2 separate regions of the Homo sapiens genome follow, and region 2 is linked to region 1. A link is a loop called in an ENCODE intact Hi-C map of the cell type or tissue named here. Cell type or tissue: heart right ventricle. All regions are shown on one strand. Each heading gives the region's core, and the rest is flanking DNA. Links, peaks and the distances in the headings are about the cores only.

Region 1 (12,357 bases), core at 1,954-9,953:
AAAATTAAATCTGTTGCATCTTTTAAAACTGCTTAATTCACTCAATATTTCAAAATTAATTTGGAAATCACAGCTAAGAAAAACATATGTTCACAGATCTAATTTCTGTGAAAATGTAACACACTATTTTTAAATTCTACACGTTAATCAAGGAATCACAGTTTTTCATCACTGCAAACGTCCTTTTCAATATGGCCTGAGTTATAATCAAAATGGAATAATCTACTACCATAGGTTCGTTTCTAAGAATAGAAGAGTTTAAGTATACAGCCCTCCATTTATGGTTTTGTGAATTTTTTTTAACATTATCAAGGCTAAAAATTACCTTCCTCTTTGTTCCTTCTACATTCTTGAAAGCTTACTTAAGAAACATACTGGTGATTAACAATTTTTAGTTTTTATTTTCAACATCCACTCTTAAATTTAATGCACTTGCGGCGGGGGGGGGGGGGGCGGTGGATGGCAGGGGGAGAATATAAGCCCCTTTAAACACTTTTTTTCTAGTTACTTTTCCGGTTAAAGGAAACTAAATATGGCCTGAGAAGGACTCCGTACTTCAATATTTAAGTCCTTGTGGAGGATCCATAAGCTAACAGGTAGACAAGATTGAAAAACGTAACTATGGGTATGCGCCTGTAAATACAGCTGAGTCCTGGCAAATTCCAGCAGCCGTACTTTAACCATTCATACACTGCTGAGTGTTCAAACTGTGTTCAGCTAAGGCAAATGCTGACCTGTAACCAACCTGACTGTTTCTGTACCTCACTTCCGAGTTCTGGACATCACTTCCCCCCCTTTTTTTTTTTTTTTGTCTATAAATCTTCTTCCACCACATAGCTGCACTGCAGTCTCTGAATCTCCCGTGATTCTTGGGGCTGCCCGACTCGCGAATTGTTCACTGCTCAATTAAACTCCTTTAAATTTAATTCAGCTGAAGTTTTTCTGTTAACATTCCAAATAATAACATTCCAAATAATAAAATGGTCTTTCCACCAATCCACTTTATTAAATCTTCACACAGTTACATTTTCTCTTCAGGTGCATTGTCTACAGGTTGATTTTGCTATATATTTAAGGCAAATAATAAAGCAACATCTATACTTTTAAAAAATCAGTGACACATACACACATTCTGTTTCTCTCACAATCACACAAACACCCACGCATATCCCTAACAAGGTACAAGAATAAACCTTGGAAGATTCATATTTTGCTCAGCACCTCTCACCTTAATTCCTCTAATACAAAAATTTTACCAGTTTAATCATTTGGAAGAGGAAAAGAGGAACTACATCTTCAAAATGGACACAATTTATGTGAAACAAAATATGGAGAAAACTTATCTATAAAATTTCTTCAGTGTTTTTCAGTTTAAAAACACATCAATAATTACCTTGAGAATAAGTTAAAGTACACATTTTCAGAAACAGCAACCAGTAAGCTCATTTCCACAGTACTCAAAACCAAGAGGCAAACTAAATACATCTTGTAAGGCGACCCATAAAAATAAAAATAAAATCAGTAATAATTTAGCCATTTAGTTTCAAAGTTATAGTTATAAAGCTAATTTTGCATTCAAGTGACAAAACCCTATCTACCATCAAAAACCAAACTGTGGCCAAAGACCTTCATATACAGCTTTTCCTTTTTTTAACCCATTTATGCCGAAGGTTGCAAACTTTTTTTGTGAAAAATCAGACCTTGGCAATGACCTGGAGCAGGATATAAATAACTCCCACAAGCTTAGTGTTCCAATAATGGAACACTAGGCACAACTGGGTTAATGAGACAAGGTCTTGCTCTGTTGCCCAGGCTGGAATGGCGGTGTGATCATAGCTCACTGTTGCCCTAAACTTCCAGGCCCATGCAATCCCTCTGCCTCAGCCTCCTGAGTAGGTAGGACTACAGGCAGGTACTACCACACTCAGCTAGTTTTTAAAATTTTTTTGAAGAGACAAGGTCTTGCTATGTTGTACAGGCTCATCTCAAACTCCTGACCCCAAGTGATCTTCCCACCTCAGCCTCCCAAAGCGCTGGGATTGCAGATGTGAGTCACTGCACCTGGCCCATATACAGTTCTTAAAAGTGAATTCCAGATAAACAGATATACACATGCACAGCAATAACAGTCTGCACATGAAGACCACTCAATGCGGAAAGAACAGACTATTCAACAAATGGTGCTAAGACAACTGGGTATCCACATGCAGAAAAATGAGGCTGGACCCCTTCCTCCTCGTACCTTATACAAAAATAAACTTAAAATCGACAAACAACCTACATAAGAGCTGAAATCATAAAACTCTTAGAAGATAACATACAGGTAAATCTTCATGACCTTGGGTATGACAACAGATTCTTAGATATAACACCAAAAAAGCACATACAACAAAAGAAAAAACTGTAAAATGAACTTCAAAATTAAAAACTTTTCTGCATCAAATGACATTATCAGGAAAATGAAAAGACAACCTGCAGAATGGAAGAAAATATTAACAAATCTGATAGGGATCTAGTACCTGGAATATATACAACAACAAAAATAAACTACTTGATTATAAAATGAGCGAAAGATTTTAATAGAATCTCTCAAATAAAATATACAAAAGGTCAACAAGAATATGAAAAGATGCTCAACATCATTCATAAGGAGAATGCAAATAAAAACGAGGCACAACTTCACACCCACAAGGATGGCTAATGATAAAAAGTTAAAAACAACAACAACAACTAACAAGTACTGGAAAATATGTGGAGAAATTGAAATCCTTGTACACTGCTGGTGGGAATATAAAATGGTATCTTTTCTATGAAAACTGGAGATTTCTCAAAAAGTTAAACATAGAATTACCATACAACTCAGCAATTCCACTCATAGGTAGAAACCCAAAAGAAGTGAAAACTAGTACTTCAAATAATATGTACACCCATGATCACAGCAGCATTATCCACAATAGCCAAAAAGTGAAAACAACCCAAATGTCTACCAACAAATGAATGGATGAACAAATCCTGGTGTATAGATACAATGAAATACTATGTAGCCATAAAAAGGAATGGAATGTTGGGCCAGGCACAGTGGCTCACAGCTGTAATCCCAGGACTCTGGGAGGCCGAGGCGGACAGATCACTTGAGGTCAGGAGTTGGAGACCCGCCTGGCCAACATGTTGTGGAATCCCACCTCTACTAAAAATCCAAAAATTAGCCGGGCATAGGGGCATGTGCCTGGGGTCCTAGTGACTCAGGAGGCTGAAGCAGGAGAATCGTTTGAAGCCAAGAGGTGGAGGCTGCAGTGCACCGAGATCGTGACACGGCACTTCAGCCTGGGCGACAGAGTGAGACTTGAATGTTGATCCATGCTGCAATATGGATGAACCTCAGAAACGTCATGCAAAGTGAAAGAAGCCAGACACAAAAGGTCATGTGTTATATAATTGCATTTACATGAAATATCTAGAATAGGTAAATCAACACAGACAAAAATGCATATTGGCTCCCAGGAGTTGGGGGAGGGGGAAATAGGGAGCAGCTGCTTAATGGGTAGAGTTTCTTACTGGGGTGACAAAACATCTTGGAACTAGACAGAAGTGGTGGCTGCACAGCATTGCAAATGTATTAAATGCCACTGAACTGTTCACTTGTAAAATGGTGAATTTCATATTATGTGAATATAACCTCAATTAAAAAAAAAAAAACAGTTTGCACAGATGTCTTATTAGCTAGTCTATACAATCTCCACTTCGGCCAAGGAATGCTCTCCACAGCTCCATGGTCCCCACTAAAACTCTAAAGCCTCCCTGGCTCACAGCCTGGGTGCAGCTGGAGACAAAACACAGGATCAAAAATGTCCAGCCAGACACGGTGGCTCATGCTTGTAATCCCAGTACTTTGGGAGGCCCAGGTGGGTGGATCACTTAAGGCCAGGAGTTGGAGACCAGCCTGGCCAACATGGTGAAATCCTGTCTCTACTAAAAATACAAAAGTCAGCTGGGCATGGTGGCGCATGCCTGTAATCCCAGCTACTCGGGTGGCTGAGGCATGTGAACTCAGGAGGTGGAGGCTACAATGAGCCAAGATGGCGCCACCACACTCCAGCCTGGGCGACAGAGTGAGACTCCATCCAAAAAGAAAAAAAAAGTCCTACAAAAAGAAACAGTAAGAATATACATTTACATAAATATTGAAATTTTATGCTAGAGACAAAAATGCTAGAGAAAAGTATACACTAAAACTTCCTTAACAAAATTCAAAAACAAATGAAGGTAAAGCCTTCTGCAAACCCAAGCAGTGGCAAATATTCAAGTCTGCATTACCTTCACCAATGTTAGAAAATAGCAGGCAACATATGACTTCCTCCTAAATTTCAAATTTCCAACTACAAAGGAGAACCACATAGAATCTTTCTAAAAACACCTACCCATATTCCGTGTTTGAGACACTGTAGGCAGTCTATTACTTTTGCAAGGGCTGACTCTTAATGCAAATAAAATTATAATACTGGCACTGTTAAGAATGTTAAAAACAAAAAAGTCTTTCTTCTCAGCTACTTGCTACATACTTTACTCAGCACCAAAGTGTACTAGATGCTACATGCTAACACAAAACATAAAGGAATAGTGTTTCTTGCCTTTTAGAGTGAATATTCTAAGAAGAACAAAGTGGAAATAACACAGTAATTTCCAAAAAGGTATGGTACTACATAATCAACACTGTAAGAATAATTTGAGGACATGACACTCACATCTTTCCTGTAGTGGACCCAAGCTAACTGGGTGAAAAAATTCAGCTAAGGAGGCATTCTTCCAGATATGAAAGACCAACTCAAGTATGCTCAAGAAAAATAAATTTTTGGAAGGATTCAAACTATCTTTCCTTAAAAAGACTTTGGTCAGACTATTCTTTGTGTGTGTGTGTGTGTGTGTGTGTGTGTGTGTGTGTGTGTGTGTGTGTGGTGGAGTCTCACATTGTCGCCCGGGCTGGAGTGCAATGGCGCTATCTTGGCTTACTGCAACCTCCACCTCCCGGGTTCAAGCGATTCTCCTGCTTCAGCTTCCCAAGTAGCTGGGATTACAGGCCCCCACCACCATGCCCGGGTAATTATATATATTTTTTTTGTATTTTTAGTAGAGATGGGGTTTCACTATGGTGGCCAGGCTGGTCTCGAACTCCTGACCTCATGATCTGCCCATCTCAGCCTCCCAAAGTGCTGGGATTACAGACATGAGCCACTGCGCCGGGCCAACTATTCCCTCCCTCCCTTCTTTCTTTTTTTTTGAGATGGAGTCTCGCCCTGTCGCCCAGGCTGGAGTGCAATGGCGCGATCTCAGCTCACTGCAACCTCTGCCTCCCAAGTTCAAACAATTCTCGGCCTCCCTAAGTGCTGGGATTACAGGCGTGAGCCACCACACCCAACCAGGCCAGACTATTCTTAACAGAAAATCTAGCTAATGAATGTGCAATACAAATAAGCAAAGTTGGTAGGCCCATAGAATGCTGAGGACTGTTGCTGTTTTAGTGAGAGTGTCCATCAGGCACTATGCCTGGCACTGTCAATATCTGCTACCATCCCCAGCACTTTGGGAGTCCGAGGCGGGTGGATCACTTGAGGTCAGGAGTTTCAGACCAGCCTGACCAACATGGCAAAACCCCGTCTCTACTAAAAATACAAAAATTAGCCGAATGTGGTGGTGCACGCCTGCAATCCCAGCTTCTTGGGAAGCTGAGGCAGCAGAATTGCTTGAGCCACGGAGGCGGAGGTTGCAGTGAGTCAAGATTGCGCCACTGCACTCCAGCCTGGGTGGCAGGGCAAGACTGTCTCAAAAAATAAAAATTAAAATTAAAAAAATCTGTTACCATTAATACTCAATAGTCCTATTTTTCCTATTGTAAAATCCACCATGCTAATTGCAGAAGGTATATTAGAAGTCAACTGGAGCCATTCATTATTAACAATCACTTAAGAGGCAGTTTCATTCAAGCAAGCTTTTATAAATCCCAACTGTATTCTCCCCCAGAAAGGCAGCAGTCAACATCCTTAAACATACTAACTTAATAATCAAGTGATCTAAGTCTTCACACAAGTCAATGAAGAAAACATTTAACAAAATAGAATCAAAGAAAGCATTTTACCTCACCACTAAAGAGCACCTTTGAAACTAGTGGCTATGCTTTCAGAGAAGGGCTGTTAAAATAGCTAGGCTTACAATTATATAAAACACATTTCTCTAGCTCTTTAACAAGGTGTCACAAGCGATTATTACATGCCTTTGTGAAATTAAGAGCTGGTATGTATGGCTAAGGAACCCTGTTGATCCCTCTGTAAATGTCATGCAGTCCACATAAAGGAACCAAGAGACAGAAATGTCAAGACAAGTTCACGTGCCATCCTAATGAGGAACTAAGACTAGAAACCAAGTCTTCAAAAAAAAAAAAAAAAAATGATGTCCATTATTTAATGGCATCATTTTCCCCTAGTTTCTCAAGGCAAAAAAAAAAAAAAAAAAAAGTTCAACTGGATACAGTGGCTCACACCTGTAATCTAAGTACTTTAGGAGGCTTAGGCAGGAGGATCGCTCCAGCCCAGGAGTTCAAGACAACATAGCGAGACCTCATGCCTACAAAAAGTTAAAAAATTAGTCAGGCACAGTAGCAGTAGTGCCTACCTGTAGTCACAGCTACCTGGGATACTGATGCAGGGGGATCACCTGAGCCCAGGAGGTCAAGGGTGCAGTGAGCCTAGATCGCACAACTGCACTCCAGCCTAAACAAGAGAAGACCCTGTCTCTTTGGTGTATGTGCTTGGCTGAGAAGCCAACAGGGTGAAGCTACCATCTGTGGGACTACGACTGAAGGCTTCTTAAGTCAGAATCCTGCCCAGGCGGAAAAACAAGGCAATGCTGAGGGGCCTCGGATAGCCTTGGCTACCGGTCCCCTGCCGGCGGGACACTGCCCTACCGCACACGGGGACACGGGTCTGGTGCGGAGAGCCATCATCCTGGAAAACAAGGTGTGGCAGTAAAAAGTTTAAAAAGTCATCCTTGACTTTCCTCTTAATTCATACCCTATCATTAAATCCAATCAACTCTACATTCAAAATAAGTCCTTAATCTGACCACCTCATCTCCTCTACTAAGACCACCTGGCCAAGCCACATTACAACCCACCAACTAGACTATTGCAACAGCATGCTCTCTAGTCTCCTAGCTTTCACTTTTACCACTCTATAATCCATTCCCCATATGGTGGCCAGAGTGACTTTTTAAAATTTGAAAGAAAGCTGCGGAAAGGCATAGTACAAAGAACTTTTTCATACTGCTTTGAAGTACATTATCTTCTCCATTATTTATAGTAATCCTGAGAAATAACTATAGCAAGTTTACTTTCTTTTTCATGGATAGACAAGGCTCAGAGAAGTGCACTGATTTGCCCAATATTACACAGCGAATAATTGGCAAGATCATGACTGGCCTTCTAAATACTATCAATTATGCCATTCAAGTCCCTCTGCATGTATGCCACTTATTAATCACCCTCATAAATCCTAACATCCTTTCAATGCCCAGAATTACAGTAATGTTTCAAAAGAACAGCTAGAGGTACAGAAACACTATGATTTTCAACCCGGCCTACAAATTTCTTTCCTGCTAAAAGCATAATGCATGCTCTGACTACAGGTCTACCACATGGCAAGTGTTTTTGTAAAGAATTAAAGGTGGCCGGGCGCGGTGGCTCACGCCTGTAATCCCAGCACTTTGGCAGGTGGAGGCAGGTGGATCACCTGAGGTCAGGAGTTCAAGACCAGCCTGACCAACATGGTGAAACCCGGTCTCTACTAAAAATACAAAAAATTACCCAGGAGTGGTGGTGGGAGCCTGTAATCCCAGCTACTCAGGAGGCTGAGGCAGGAGAAGCACTTGAACCCAGGAGGTGGAGGCTGCATAAAGCTGAGATCGTGCCACTGCACTCCAACCAACCTGGGCGACAAGAGCAAAACTCCGTATCAAAAAAAAAAAAAAAAAAATTCAAGGTATAAGCAAAAGAGCCCCGATAATGAGCAATTTAGCAGCATATTCCATGAGGCTGCAAGCTACAGCATGCCAGCTGTATTTGTTAGAACATATGGACCTACAAATGGCCTTTACATTTTTGTTTTAATGGTTGGGGAAAAAATCAATGGAATATTTCATGACACCTAAAAATTCTTAGTTAATTCAAAGTTCTGTGTCCATAAACGAAGTTTGATTGGAACACAATCATGCTCATTTGTTTATCTATGGTCCATGGCTGCTTCCACACTACAATGGCAGAGTTAAGCAGTTACAACAGAGGTCACTTGGCCTGAAAGGTCTAAATTATTTATCTGGTCCTTTACAGAAGAAGTTTGCTAACCACTGCCAATCTCTTGGTTTTGTACCTCTGGCCAGCATCCTGACCTCTCTCCTCCCTGCCAAGTGCAGGTGAAGCTTTCCCCTAGCACCTGATACTTCTCCCACCACTTTACACCCCATTTTGAGATGAATTAATTGTTACACATCTGACTCCACAGCCAGATAACAAGATAACAAGATGCTGAAGGGTGAGGCCCACATGTCCTGGTTTATTACTACATCCCCAGGGCCTAGCAATGCCCATTTATAGTAGGTGCCCAATATTAGCTGAATGAATGAAAGAACACAAGATACTTAATACAGATTAGCTTATCTAAACAACTCTAAAATTTATAGGAGTTTTTTTGTTTTTGTTTCTGTTTTTTGAGACGGAGTCTCGCTCTGTCACCCAGGCTGGAGTGCAGTGGCGTGATCCCGGCTCACTGCAAGCTCCACCTCGCAGGTTCACGCCATTCTCCTGCCTCAGCCTCCCGAGTAGCCGGGACTACAAGAAGCCACCACCACAGCAGGCTAATTTTTCTATCTGTAGTAAAAACGGGGTTTCAGTTCTGACCTCAAGTGATCAGCCCACCTTGGCCTCCCAAAGTGCTGGGATTACAGGCGTGAGCCACAATGCCCAGCCTATAGGAGTTTCCTCTAGAAGATACCAAAAATACAGATTATCAGACTTCCAGGGGAGACATACAAATGACTCTATCCCTGGGCTCACTCCAATCAAAATCCCCAACTGCATCCAAAATGGATCAGGGCAGGAGGGTAGATTGCAGAGTGGAAGGAGTGATAAATCAATATGCAGCCCAATGTATTTTTTAAAGCACTTTTTAAAGGCCGGGGGCAGTGGCTCACACCTGTAATCTCAGCATTTTGGGAAGCCGAGGCGGGTGGGTCACTTGAAGTCAAGAGTTTGAGACCAGCCTGGCAAACATGGTGAAACCTCGTGTCTACTAAAAATACAAAAAATTAGCCAGGTGTGGTGGCAGGCGACTGTAATCCCAGCTATTCAGGAGGCTGAGGCAGGAGAATCATTTGCACCTGGGAGGTAGAGGTTGCAGTGAGCTGCGATCAGGCCACTGACTCCAGCCTCAGTGACAGAGCCAGGCTCTGTCTCAAAAAAAAAAAAAAAAAAAAAGGCCAGGCGCAGTGGCTCACACCTGTAATCCCAGCACTTTGGGAGGCCGAGACGGGTGGATCACAAGGTCAGGAGATCGAGACCATCCTTGCTAACACGGTGAAACCCCATCTCTACTAAAAATACAAAAAAATTAGCCGGGCATAGCGGCAGGCACCTGTAGTCCCAGCTACTCAGGAGGCTGAGGCAGGAGAATGGTGTGAACCTGGGAGGCAGAGCTTGCAGTGAGCCGAGATTGTGCCACTGCACTCCAGCCTGGGTGACAGAGTGAGACTCTGTCTCCAAAAAAAAAAAAAAAAAAATTTAATAGAAACTCAGCCAGATGCAGTGACATGTACCTGTAATCTCAGACACTCAGGAGGCTGACGTGGGAGGATCACCTGAGGCCAGGTGTTCAAGGCCAGCCTGGGCAACATAGCGAAACCCCATCCCTTAAAAAATAAAATAAATATTTTTAAATAAGTAAACAGAATAAGAACTGCAAGTTCCAGTCTCAGATGTGAGATAAGAGTTTACATATTACTGATCTATAGGGCCAGTTTTAACCACCTCCCCCAAATTTTTTTCTCCCACATTGCCTGAATCTTTATATATTTCACCATGTCACACTGCCTATTAGTCATCTAATTTATTCTCTCACCCTAAAAGAAAGCTCTTTTCTAAAATACAAATAGATCTGAAAAATGAAAGAAGATAACAAAATATCATGTACTAATGTGGATGGATAAGGTAGTTTTGAGAGGAAGAGAAGAGTGGGTATTAAAAGAAGATGAAGACCTCAAGGACTGAGACAGACCTAGTTAAGATTCTGAAACAGAAAGAGCAGGGAAAACTAAGAATGCTGGGAAACAAACACAAAAATTAGCCTGGCATGGTGGTGAACGCATGGAATCTCAGCTACTCGGGAGGCTGAGGTGGGGAGAATCACTTGAACCTGGGAGGTGGAGGCTGCAGTGAGCCGAGATCGCACCACCGCACTCCAGCCTGGACGACAGAGTGAGACTCCGTCTCAAAAAAAAAAAAAAATAGAAGGCTAGGAAACAGAACAAAGAGCAGCAGAAGATGGGAAAGGGTACAGAAAATGAAGTGACACCCAATTCAGCATTTTTCCCCATTTTCTCCTGTAGAAAAACAGAAGAAAGGGCTCATCTCCGTGGCTTAAGAACACCCGGCATGGTGGCTCATGCCTATAATCCCAGGACTTTAGGAGGCCGAGACGGGCAAATTATTTGAGGCCAAGAGTTCGAGACCAGCCTGGCCAACATGGTGAAACCCCGTCTCTACTAAAAAAAAAATACAAAAATTAGCCGGGTGTGGCGGCACACACCTCTAATCCCAGCTACTCGGGAGACTGAGGCAGGAGAATCGCTTGAACACAGGAGGCAGAGGTTGCAGTGAACCGAGATCACGTCCCGGCACTCCAACCTGGGCAACAGAGCGAGACTCTGTCTCAAAAAAATTAAAAATTAAAATAAAATAGCCAGGCGCGATGGCTCACACCTGTAATCCCAGCACTTTGGGAGGCCACGGGAGGATCACAAGGTCAAGAGATTGAGACCATCCTGGCTAACACGGTGAAACCCCATCTCTACTAAAAATACAAAAAAATTAGCCAGGCGTGGTGGCGGGTGCCCGTAGTCCCAGCTACTCAGGAGGCTGAGGCAGAATGGCGTCAACCCAGGAGGTGGAGCTTGCAGTGAGCCGAGATCGCGCCACTGCACTCCAGCCTGGGTGACAGATCGAGACTCTGTCTCAAAAATAAATAAATAAATAAAAATAAAATAAAATATAAAAAATAAAAATAAAATAAAACCAGTAACAACATAAGAATTGACTCCTGTCTCCATTTCTATTCATTCCATAGCTAGAAATCTTTATAATGGTTGGGAAAAAAGGAGAGCAGGAGTAGCAAACATTAACAACAGGGGAAATAAACATTCGCCTTAATACTGACATGACTCTTCCTAGAAAACCCAAGGAAATTAATTTGAAACTACTAGAATTAATGAATTCGATAATTTGTTAGATTAAAAGGGCATCCATACTTTACAGTAAGAAGGATTCTAAAACTGCACCCATGCCAGCAACACTAAGATTAAAAAGTGGTGGCAAGAGGGTCACGTGCAGTGGCTCCTGCCTGTAATCTAGGTGCTTTCCGAGGCCAAGGCAGGAGGACTGCTTGAGGCCAGAAGTTTGAAACCAGCCTAGGCAATACAGTGAGACACCTGTCTCTATTTAAAAAAAAAAGAAAAAGAAAATAAATTAGCCAGCATGGCTGTGTATGCCTATAGTTCCAGCTACTCAAGAGGCTGAGAAAAGGAGGGTCCCTTGAATCCAGAAATTTGAAGCTACAGTGAGCTGTGATTCTGCCACTGCATTCCAACCCAAGTGACAAAAGGCGAGACTCTGTGTCTTAATTAAAAGAAAAAAAAAAGAAGGCCGGGCACGATGGCTCACGCCTATAATCCCAGCACTTTGGGAGGCCGAGGTAGGTGGTTCACTTGAGGTCAGGAGTTTGACAACAGCCTGACCATCATGGTGAAACCCCATCTCTACCAAAAATATTTTTTTAAAAGATTAGCTGGGTGTGGTGGTGCATGACTGTAATCCCAGCTACGTGGGAGGCTGAGGCAGGAGAATCACTTGAACCTCGGAGGCAGAGGTTGCAGTGAGCCAAGATTGTGCCATTGCACTCCAGCCTGGGCGACAGAGCGAGACTCCGTCTCAAAAAAAAAAAAAAAAAAAAAAAAAAAAACAAATAGTTATTACACAATTAATCTGGATCATATTTCACACTATATTCAACAAAAAAGTTCAGATATATCAAAGAGTTACAAATA
Region 2 (12,357 bases), core at 2,178-10,177, 170 kb before region 1:
CCTACTCAACGCGAAGATAATGAGGATGAAGACCTTTATGATCATCTACTTCATATGATCTATCCACTTAATGAATAGTAAGTATATTTTCTCTTCTTTATGATTGTCTTAACATTCTTTTCTCTAGCTTACTTTGTTGTAAAAATATGCTATATAACACACATACAAAATACATGTTAATTGGTCATGTGATCATTAAGGATTCTGATCAACAGTAGGCTAGTAATTCATGTATCATACAATTGACCCCTTTAGGTATACAATTCAATGGATTTTAGATGTGCGACTATCATTACTATTTATTTTTTAAATTTTTTATGTATTTATTTTTTGAGACAGAGTCTCGCTCTGTCACCCAGGCTGGAGTGCAGTGGCACAATCTTGGCTCACTGCAACCTCCGCCTCCCAGGTTCAAGCAATTCTCCTGCCTCAGCCTCCCAAGCAGCTGGGATTACAGGCGTATGCCACCACGCCTGGCTAATTTTTTTTGTATTTTTAGTAGAGACGGGGTTTTACCATATTGGCCAGTGGTCTCGAACTCCTGACCTTGTGATCCACCTGTCTCGACCTCCCAAAGTACTGGGATTACAGGCGTGAGCCACCACACACGGCAACTACCACCACTATTTAAATGACAACATTTTCATTGCTCCAAAAAGAAACAACATATTCATCAGCATTCACTTCCCATCTCTCTCCTACCCCTTCTAACCCTTAGCAACCACTAATCTACTTGCTGATTCTGGACATTTCCTATAAATGGAATCATATAAAGTATTTTTTTGTAACTGGCATAATGTTTTCAAGTTTGACTCTTGTGCAGCATGTATTAGTACTTCGCTTATTCTTATTGGCAAACAGTATTCCACTGTATGGAGATACAACATTGTGTTTATCCCTTCACCTCATGAACATTTGGGTTATTTTCACTTTAGGGGCTATAAAAATAATACTGCTATTCACACTCGTGTATACATTTTTGTGTGAACATACTTTTTTTGAGGGGAGGTATATACCTAGGAGTTACCGTACTTAGGTCATATGGTGCCTCTATATTTAGCTTTTTGATGAACTGCCAAAGTGTCTTCCACAGTGGCTGCACCATTTTACATTCCTATCACCAATGTATGAGGGTTCCAATTCTTCGCCCTGAACAACACTTACTATCGTTTTTTACTTTATCCACCCAAGTGGATATGAAGTATCTTGTTGTAGTTTTGATCTACATTTCCCTGATGGCTAATGATGTCCATACATTTTTAACACTGCAAGAGAAGGGGGGCTTGATTTAAATAGAAAATAGCCTTGGTATCTAGACAACCCTACAGCATTATACTAAAAGAAAGTGATGAACCAAGATATTCATATTTCTCATATTAAAACAATCAAAAACTTACAGTGTCAGTGACCTAAATACAAGGTCAGTGTTTTTCTATAATTATTTCCACTGGAGAATAATTTTTTCAATTATTTCCATAAACAAAATTTATTTTTACAAAACAGATCATGTTCTCATATAAGCATTAGAAATTCCAAATGTTAAGCAAATATTACATCAATGACCATTCAAACAATGAATTGAATAGGCATTTTGTTCACAAGAGACAGGAAGTGTTATATGTTTCACATCATCCAATGTAGGGAAAAGAGAGATCCGACTGTTACTGTGTCTATGTAGAAAGGAAAGACATAAGAGACTCCATTTTGAAAAAGACCTGTACTTTAAACAACTGCTTTGCTGAGATGTTGTTAATTTGTAGCTTTGCCCCAGCCACTTTGCTCCAGCCACTTTGACCCAACCTGGAGCTCACAAAAACATGTGTTATATGAAATCAAGGTTTAAGGGATCCAGGGCTCTGCAGGACATGCCTTGTTAACAAAATGTTTACAAGCAGTATACTTGGTAAAAGTCATCGCCATTCTCTAGTCTCAATAAACCAGGGGCACAATGCACTGTGGAAAGCTGCAGGGACCTCTGCCCTTGAAAGCTGGGTATTGTCCAAGGTTTCTCCCCATGTGATAGTCTGAAATATGGCCTCGTGGGATGAGAAAGACCTGACCGTCCCCCAGCCCAACACCCATAAAGGGTCTGTGCTGAGATGGATTAGTAAAAGAGGAAAGCCTCTTGCAGTTGAGATAGAGGAAGGCCACTGTCTCCTGCCTGCCCCTGGGAACTGAATGTCTCGGTATAAAACCCGATTATACATTTGTTCAATTCTCAGATGAGAGAAAAACCGCCCTATGGTGGGAGGTGAGACATGTTTGCAGTAATGCTGCCTTGTTATTCTTTACTCCACTAAGATGTTTGGGTGGAGAGAAACATAAATCTGGTGTACGTGCACGTCCAGTCATAGTACCTTCCCTTGAACTTAATTATGACATAGATTCTATTGCTCACGTGTTTGTTGCTGACCTTCTCCTTATTATCACCCTGCCCTCCTACTACATTCCTTTTTGCTGAAATAATGAAGATAATAATCAATAAAAACTGAGGGAACTCAGAGACCGGTGCCGGTGCAGGTCCTTGGTATGCTGGGCGCCAGTCCCCTGGGCCCACTGTTGTTTCTCTATACTTTGTCTCTGTGTCTTATTTCTTTTCTCAGTCTCTCGTCCCACCCGACTAGAAATACCCACAGGTGTGGAGGGGCAGGCCACTCCTTCAATCCAACACTGAAATATTCCCAGTTTAATCGACAGTGGAAGGCATCTGATCAACAGTAAGCTATTAGTAGTTAGCCTACTGTTAGTAGAAGTTAAAGTAGCATTATGAAGTGAGAGGGAACAAAGATTTTACAAGGAAAATGAAAACAGGAATACCTCTTAAAAACGATCAAAATCCCTACAAACATTTAAAACAACTTTACCTTACAGAGTATTTTTACATAAATTCACTGAATGTGCATCGCCTGAGCTCCTATCACATGCCATTATTCCAGGTGTTTGATATATAAAAGCTCCCAGGCTTCATGTTGCTTACAGTCCTCATATCCTCACAGAGGTTACCAATTCAGGACAGGAAATGAGTATGACGGGTGGGGTAATTGGCCAAAAAAAAAACCAAGATGAATCATGGGCATGGCAAATATGATTTAATAAGATACTGACAAGTTCCTAGTAAGTACCAGTGAAGTAGATAAAACTAGGATAAGATTTTAAGACATTTTTTGCCTTAGAATATTTACTGTTTTGGATAATACTGCAATTAGGATATGTTTAAATTACATTTAAAATGTCAAGGCCGGGCTCAGCCTTGCCTTGTAATCCCAGCCCTTCGGGAAGCCGAGGCAGGCAGATCACTTGAGGCCAGGAGTGCGAGACCAGCCTGGCCAACATGGCGAAACCCTGTCTCTACTAAAAACACAAAAAAACTGCACAGGCATAGTGGCACAGGCAAGGTAGCACACGCCTGTAATCCCAGCTACTCAAGAGGCTGAGGCACAAGGCGGAGGTCACAGTGAGCTGAGATCATGGCACTGCACTCCAACCTAGGCGACAGAATAAAACTCTGTCTAAAAGGAAAAAAGAAAAAAAGCAAATAAAATGTCAAAGGACCAATAGTAAGAAAGATAACATGATGTAAAATATTTCCATGGAGAACATGGTTATACTTTTGAAGGAAACACAATCCAATGGGCTCATGTTATTCAACGACATTCATGCATCTTCCTGGTGCAAACTGAATAATATGTGGAGTTCTATATCTGAACAACAAAAGAGATTCTGAAAAGTACAAGAAATTAATGGATAGGCACATTGATGATGTCCAGCCCATAGAGGTCAAAGGAATACGATTTTTGAAAAATCGTTTTCCAACTAAAATTGTATTTCGGTATCAAATACTATCTCAAGGTAAAAATGTCAGTATCTTTCTTTCCTAAAATATATTTGACCATTTTCTCATGCACGAGAGTTGTCCTATCTTTCCACCTTGGCTTCTTTCACAGTTCAAAGGTTGATTCACTGTGCGGGAGGCTGCACAGTTAAGAGTTAATGTGCCTCAGTGTGCAAATGTGTTCACATGAGGTCCCAATGACAATGATGCACCTCATGACAAGCAAGAAGTGATCTCAGTAAAAACTTAAAGTTCCAGATTTTTTTTAAAAAAAATTGGCTATTGCACTCAACTAGGCTAACTTTCCTAAAACAGCAATGGGCAATAAACACAAGAAAAATACTTTGCCACTGGGACAAATAAAGTTAGTTAAGATAATTGAAACCATTAAAGGAAATGGCAACAGGGCAGCGTTAAAAACATGACCTTGGATTCAGACTGCTCTTAAATTACTGCTCAACCATTTACTCATTGTGTTACCCCTGGGCAAGCTGTTTAAGCTGTTTGAGCTTTCATTCTCATCTATGGGAGGGGGAAACACCTGTTACACACAAATGTAGCAATAAGCTTTAGAAATAATCTACGGAAAACTCACAAAAACAAAGTCTAGCACACAAGAAACTTAAATGGTAAAACGTATCTAAGTCAGAAGACTTGTACTGATATTGACTTATTGAATTATGATTTTTCATCACTTTTTAAAAATTAATTTCTTTTTAGAGATGGGATCCCGCTATGTTCCCAGGCTGGAGTGCAGTGGCTATTCAGAGGTGTAAGTAAAGCACACTGAAGCCTCAAGCTTCTGGCCTCAAGTGATCCTCTTGCTTCAGCCTCCCAAGTGGCTGGGATTACAGGTGTGAGCCACCACATCCAGCTTCCTAAGTCACTTATTAAAGTTCTCTGGGTTGGCTGGCACGATGGCTCACACCTGTAATCCCAGCACTTTGGGAGGTCAAGGCAGGTGGATCACCTGAGGTCTGGAGTTCAAGACCAGCCTGGCCAACACGGTGAAACCCCCTCTCTACTAAAAATACAAAAATAAGCCAGGCATGGTGGTGCATGCCTGTAATCGCTGCTACTCAGGAGGTTGAGGCAGGAGAATCACTTGAACCCAGAAAGCGGTGGTTGCAGTGAGCTGAGATCGTGTCACCACACTCCAGTATGGGCAACAGAGTGAGGTTCTGTCTCAAAAAAAAAAAAAAAAAAATTATCTGGGTCTCAGTTGTTTCCATTTCTAATATAAAAGGACTATACTTGATAACCCGTATGGTACATCCCAGCAACAAAACTTTGATTCCATAATTTAATTTTGAACTACTTTTTTCTTTTTTTGAGATGGAGTCTCACTCTATCACCCAGGCTGGAGTGCAGTGGCACGATCTTGGCTCACTGCAACCTCCACCTACTGGGTTCAAGCAATTCTCCTGCCTCAGCCTCCCTAGTAGCTGGGATTACAGGCACATGTCACCATGCCCAGCTACTTTTTGTATTTTAGTAGAGACGGGGTTTTCGCCATGTTGGCCAGGCTGGTCTCAAACTCCTGACCTCAGGTGATCTACACATTTCGGCCTCCCAAAGTGCTAGGATTACAGGCGTGAGCCACCATGCCTGGCCAGAACTACTATTTTTAAATGGTTTTATTTTCAAAAATAACATTTGTCTTTCCAGTGAAGTTTTAAGTAATAATGCACCCCAGAATCAACCAACATTGACGAGAACTCCTACAATTATTTATACAGGATAACTGTGACAATGGGAAAAACAAAAACACAAACCAAAAGGAATCATGTTTCATCCCCATGGATAGATCTCCCCTTGCAAAATCTGACAGAGTTAAGTCTTTACTAATTCTTTCCTCTGTTGCTTTTACTTGTCAAATCACAGTATGTTCATCTTTCTTGCCTAAAAACCTTAATACGGCTGGGCGCGGTGACTCACGCCTGTAATCCCAGCACTTTGGGAGGCCGAAATGGGCGGATCACAAGGTCAGGAGATCCAGACCATCCTGGCCAACATGGTGAAACCCCATCTCTACTAAAAATACAAAAATTAGCTGGGTGTGGTGGTGCATGCCTGTAATCCCAGCTATTCAGGAGTCTGAGGCACAAGAATTGCTTGAACTCAGGAGGCGGAGGTTGCAGTGAGCCGAGATCGCGCCACTGCACTCCAGCCTGGTGACAGAGCAAGATTCCGTCTCAAAAACAAACAAAAAACCTTAATACTTGGTGCTAGCAGCAGGAGGCAGCAGAGATCCTTTGGCTGCCAGGGAAGCTGAGATCAACCTAAGCCCAGACGAGCCAGGGACGTGACTCTCAATCATCCCACTCAGGGAGCCATTTCACACACATGAGGAACAAGTGCCAGGTTTCTCTGGGTAAAGTCAGACTTTGAGTTCAGCAGCAGTGCGGAAAAGAAGGCTAAGTCTAGGGCTGGGAGCTAGAAGCCCCGAGTCCCATTCCAAATTAACTAGCTACAGGTTCAGAGAAAGTTCCTTCTTTTCCTTGAACCTCAAATTCATCTTCAAAATAAGGGGCTTGGTTAAAATGGTCTCAAAGCTTGCTTTCTGTACATCAACATTTGTGTCAGATACCATCTATTACTGGTCTTCGCAACACAAATCTGCTCCTCTCCACCACAACTTGATTGAAATAGGTCCTGTAATCTTGTAGATAAGTCGGGGAACAGTCAAGCATAATGTGGAGACTCCTCTAAAGACTGTCTCCCTGGCCTTGCTCACAGCCCAGAGTGCAAAGCTTCCCCCAAAATTCTGAACTGTAAAAAGAAATAGAATGAGAGCAACTTTCCAAATTATGCTCTGCTACTGGTGATAAGCGGTGGACTTTCTTCCTCCCACACCTGAACAAAGGACACAGAGCAGGGAGACTCTGTCTCCTCCTACTCTGTGGGTAACAGAACCTAATGAAGCACCCAGAGAAACCCACGTGGGCAGCCAGATGGGCTGGCAGAGGAAGGAGGCGACCCCAAGCAGGAGTTCTTCATTGAGAATATTAATTACTTGTGGGCGTGCGGGACACCAGAGGGGTTCTCCGCAAGCCTAGAAGTTTCCTGCTGGAAACACTGAGGGTTCCACTAGATTTCCCTTCCACAGTGAAACACACAAGGCAGGTCCCACCAACTGCCTGTGAAAACCAAGATGTTAAACTCAATGGAGGAGCTTGGAAATACCTGTTAACAATAAAAGAGGACAAGAGCCAGAGACACGCTCAAACCAAAAATCCAGGGGACGGCGTCCTTACCCACATTGTCCTGAAATAGCCTCTGCTCCTTTTTCTTTCATCTCTAACTGGTGAGAATTAATGAGAAAAGCCAGCAGCTGTACTTCTGAATGTCATCAGGAAGAAAGTTAAAGCTGCTGTGCCCAGCACTGGGACTGCACAAAGCAATGGCTCAGGAAAGCAGCTTAGTCCCTTGAAACAGAGCCACCTCACCACATTTCCTGAGTCAAGGGCTCAACATCCTGAGGAGAATTCCAAGTCAATACAGCATCGTGTGCACTACCATGCTGAACAAACCCAGTAATATCAAAATGTTTACCAAATTGACATGAAAGCTTCTGGTCTGAACTTGAACAATACTGGTTCAGTCATAACAAAATTTACTGATAAACAGGGCCACTGAAAGAATTACAATGGTAAATAAATACTAAGTGTAGAGAGACAAAATCAGCCAATGATACAGGTGAGAGGACCTGCGGGGCACCACCGTGGCTCTCGGCATACTAGAGGGTTGCACCCCAAAGGGAGAAGTCTGGAAAAACATTGGGTTTTAAAGGTCTCATCTGGTTACATATTATAATATCTACTTCATAAAATCTAATGGCTATACTTTTTTTGTTTGTTTGGAGACAGAGTCTGTCACCCAGGCTGAAGAGCAGCAGTGACACAATCTCGGCTCACTGCAACCTCCGTATCCTGGGTTCAAGCAATTCCTGCCTCAGCCTCCCGAGTAGCTGGGACTACAAGCACGTGCCACCACACCCAGCTAATTTTTGTATTTTTAGTAGAGATGGGGTTTCACCATATTGGTCAGGCTGGTCTAGAACTCCTGACCTCATGATCTGCCCGCCTTGGCCTCCCAAAGTGCTGGGATTACAGGTGTGAGCCACCGCACCTGGCCCACCCTTATTCTTGTTTGTCTGTTTGAGTCAGAATTTCGCTATTGTCACCCAGGCTGGAGTGCAATGGCACGATCTCGGCTCACTGCAGCCTCCGCCTCCCAAGTCCAAGTGATTCTCTTGCCGCAGCCTCCCAAGTAGCTGGAACTATATGTATGTGCCACCACTCCCAGCTAATTTTTTATATTTTTAGTAGAGACAAGGTTTCACTATGTTGGCCAGGCTGGTCTTGAACTCCTGACTTCAGGTGATACACCCACCTCAACCTCCCAAAGTGCAGGGATTACAGGCGTGAGCCACTGCACCCAGCCCCCTTATTCTTAATCTCCACAATCAAACTACAAATTATGCATTACTATTTCGAGTTTACAAATGAGGAAACAGACTCACAGAGGCTAAGTAACTGATCAGGAGTACAAGATAGAAGTGCCAAAGCTATGATGTTAAATCAAGTCTGTCACCAAAGCACAATACACCTTACACTTTCTCTTATCCCAGTGGTTCTCAGTGAGAGGAAAACTGGCAAAGTTCAGAGATATTTCTAATTGCCACAATCAGGGATGGTGACAGCTGATACTGGCTCTGAGGGGTAGATGCCAGGGACGCTGCTAAACATCCTATCTGGTCTGAAGTGCCAGCAGCCCTAGGGTTGAGATGGGGCCTACACGTAGTTATGGGACCAAATGTGAGCTGAAGGCATTTCAAGAAGGGAAGGCATCCTCTTAATTGGGTACTGTGAGAAGCCTTTGTCACAATGGTGGGATTTTCGTTGAGTCTTAAAAATGTGGGTAGACAAGGATGGCATTTCTGGCAGCCTAGAACAAAAGAGATGATCAAAGATGTGGAGATAAAAAACGGAAAGGTGCCCTTAGGGGTCAAGATGATTACCAGTGAGTACTTTCTCTAAACTACCTACAAAATAAAACCAGTAAACATTCATGAATGAAAATTCTGGTAAATCTGCACATTATAAATGTTTGGGACATCTTTGAACATTCATAAAAAACGTAAGCTGGTAGATTCCAGAGGGAAATAGGGTACCTGAGGGACATCACTTTTTGTCTGCAAGGGGAAATACAGGCTGACACCAGATGATAGAAAATCTTAAACAGGTTCCCAGAAAGTGACTTAACTTCTACTGGACATAGGCCCAGTACAATTCCAAACTTATTACAGGCTCATAATAAGTTTATTATATAAAACCCATTATATAACGGCCAAAATGGTAAACCCATGAGCTCTGAAGCCAGACTATCTGGGTTTGAATTCCTGCTTCACCACTTAGCACTTTTTAAGCGACTTCCTAACTAGGGGCAAGTTACTTAACCTCTCTGGGCTTCTGTTTCCTCTTGATGAAATCAGGAAAGTAATAATACCCATTTCACAGGGTTATTGTGAGGAACTCAACTATGCAAAGTACTCAAATTATACCTGGCACATAGTAAGCACTGAATTAACTATTTGCTACTATTAGCATTACTATCTCTCATTACATCTTTACAATAAACTAATGAGGAAGGTATCATTTTTGTTTGTTTTTTGTTTTTAAAGAGACAGTCTTGTTCTGTCACACAGGCTAGAGTGCAGTGGCACCATCATGGCTCACTGCAGCCTTGACCCCTTGGGCTCAAGTGATCCTCCGACCTCAGCCTCCCAGGTAGCTGGGACCACAGGTGCATGCCATCATACCTGGCTAATTTTTAAATTTTGTTTGGTAGAGACACGGTCTTGCGATGTTGCCCAGGTTGGTCTTGAACTCCTGGTCTCAAGAAATCCTCCCACCTCAACCTTCCAAAGTGCTGGGATTACAGGCATGAGCCACCACGCCTGGCTGGTATCATTATTTTCCCCACTTTTATTGATGATGAAATTGTGGTTTGCAGAAGTTAGGTAACTTGGCCAAAGCCCTTTGGTGAATGTAGGGTATATTTGATGCCAAACCCAAGCTCTTAACAACTCCATATATTGCTTCATGAAGGCCAAGAACATAAAGCTTCAGCAAACAGGCAATGGGAAGCCACTAAAGAATTCTAAATGGGAATATGAGTCATTAAAGCAAGGTTTTACTTGCAATAGAAAGGAGAATAAACTGGAAAAGGGACCGGGAATTGGATGGGCTGTATGCACAGAGAGCCAAGAAAAGCCTGTGAAAAGGTACTAGCTGGAGGTGATAAGGGCCTGAACTAAAGAGGACAGCAACAGAAATACAAAGAACATCAAGAGTAAAAGACATGGCAAAGGAGAGTTCAACAGGCGGGTTCCTGGGGAAGCACAGCAAGTGATAGAGTAAGGAGAATGACTGGAACATGGTCGGTTATCCATGACTCTTAAGAAGAAGGTCTACAGTGAAAGGATACTAAGAAAATACTAAGAAAATTGGTCTGCTCTGGCTTGTTCTGGGAAATGATATAACTGTGTCAGTCTGCAATAAAAAATCTTCCTAGTACTACCCGGGAGAAAGAAATACTGAAAACATAGGCTGAATCAAAGGGGTTGAAGGGAAACCTCAGGTAAGTAGATTATTAACTGGAGTATGTAATTTCTTGAACAACTTACTACACTGAAAGTTCTGCGTAAGCTTAGGGGGAAAAAATCCAGATTCCATGATAATATTTTTCTTAAAGAAAGATGGGTTCACACACACAAAACCAAAACCAAACCAAAATTCCATTAACACTGCATATAAGAACAAAGTGCAGACCACATGACACAATCAAATTTTCAGCTTGAATTTCTCTGAACTAAAGAAATAATATAAGAGCTCTTTCTAAGTTTCCACCAAAAACAGGGTACATGAATTACAGTGAGGATAACACACGCATTGGCCAGGTGTGGTATAATCCTAGCAACTTTGGGAGGCTGAGATGGGAAGACTGCTTGAGTCCAGGAGACAAAGAGACCAGCCTGAGCAACACAGTGAGACCCCGTCTCTACAAAAAAATAAAAATTAGCTAGCACGGTGGTGCATGCCTGCAGTCCCAGCTACTAGGGAGGCTGAGGTGGGAGGATCACTAGAGCCCAGGAGGCCAAGGCTGCAGTGAGCTGTGACTGACCAGTGCACTCCAGCCTGGGTAACAGAGGAAGACCCTGTCTCAAAAAACAAAAACAAAATGAAGAACACAGGTTAACTTATTTAATCTTCGGTTCATTCAACAAGGATGCACTGAGGTTCCACTGAACCTCAGATTTTCATCTTTCAACTTACAGACTCCTTCAACTTGCTAAGGCTATATTTTCTTCTCTAGAAGATAAAATAAATGTCAATGGCTCATCTGTGAATTCACCTTTTTTTTTTTTTCCCTGAGATGGAGTCTTGTTCTGTTGCCCAGGCTGGAGTGCAGTGGCATGATCTCAGCTCACTGCAACCTCCACCTCCCGGGTTCAAGTAATTCTCCTGCCTCAGCTGGCAGAGTAGCTGGGATTACAGGCGTGTGCCACCACGCCTGGCTAATTTTTGTGTTTTTAGTAGAGATGGGGTTTCACCATGCTGGCCAGGCTGGTCTCAATCTCCTGACCTCGTGATCCACCCGCCTTGGCCGCCCAAAGTGCTGGGATTACAAGCGTGAGCCACTGCGCCTGGCCAAATTCACCTTCTTACACACTAAGCCTAAAGGGTGGTGGTGTGGTCAGTCACTTAAGGCAACAGCAAGCCCCTCTGAAAGCATGAGGTTCTGGGAAATGATGGAGCCTGCGGGAAATACATGCAGGCAGCTATTTCTGAAATTATTCAGTATTTGTTAGAATGTGTAATTCCTTTAATATTTTCAAGATTTATCAAAAATAATTAGGAGATTCTTCCCAAGTTTTAACAATATGGTTTTATTTTTTTGTGTTTTTTTGTGTTTTTTTTTTTTTTTAAAGACTTTAGAGTTGCTGCTAAATGTTACAAATAATACACTAGTCTTATTTGGGGATCAAATAATTCCACTTAACATACTAATTTCTGCCCTCACCACATAACCTCTTCTACATTAAAGTTGTTCATTTGAGATATCAGCCTGTCGAAATAATGAATAAAAATGCTACTATTTGAAAGCTAAGGGCAAACAGATACAGTACTGAACAAAAGTTAGCCATAAATCTAGGCCCACATGTATACCTAGCATAATACTACATAGAAACACCTCAATTCAACTGATATAGAAGACAATGTAGTGAACTTTTCCCTCTCCAGCCCCTCTTCTCAAGTAACATCTGTCATGTTACAGAATAAGCTGCCAATTTTCCATACAAGGCTGGGTGCAGTGGTTCACACCTGTAATCCCAGCACTTTGGAAGGCAGAGGCAGGCAGACTGCCTGAGCTTAGGAGTTTGAGACCACCCTGGGCAACACGGTGAAACCCTGTCTCTACTAAAAATACAAAAATTAGCTGGGTGTGGTACCAAGCAC

What was found. Hi-C counts contacts between places; a loop is a spot of excess contacts. Peaks named below come from ENCODE experiments on the same cell type or tissue, not always from the same donor. Only the 100,000 strongest peaks of a DNase experiment are listed, where the experiment ranks them.
Region 2: it touches region 1 in a loop (2.4-fold over the local background); 54 of 110 quality-filtered maps call a loop at or near these places.

The regions. Positions count from the first base shown.
Region 1 is chr7:105,319,066-105,331,422 of GRCh38, forward strand. All of the region lies in intron 2 of SRPK2 (SRSF protein kinase 2), which reads right to left. Among named protein-coding and RNA genes, the nearest start is that of SRPK2, 64 kb to the right of the region's middle. In heart right ventricle, for the core only: no CTCF peak of the experiment used is centred there; no DNase peak of the experiment used is centred there.
Region 2 is chr7:105,147,004-105,159,360 of GRCh38, forward strand. All of the region lies in intron 7 of SRPK2 (SRSF protein kinase 2), which reads right to left. Among named protein-coding and RNA genes, the nearest start is that of KMT2E, 140 kb to the left of the region's middle. In heart right ventricle, for the core only: a CTCF peak has its summit at 6,072 (motif pointing right); a DNase peak (open chromatin) is centred at 6,081; H3K27ac peaks cover 1,039 bases.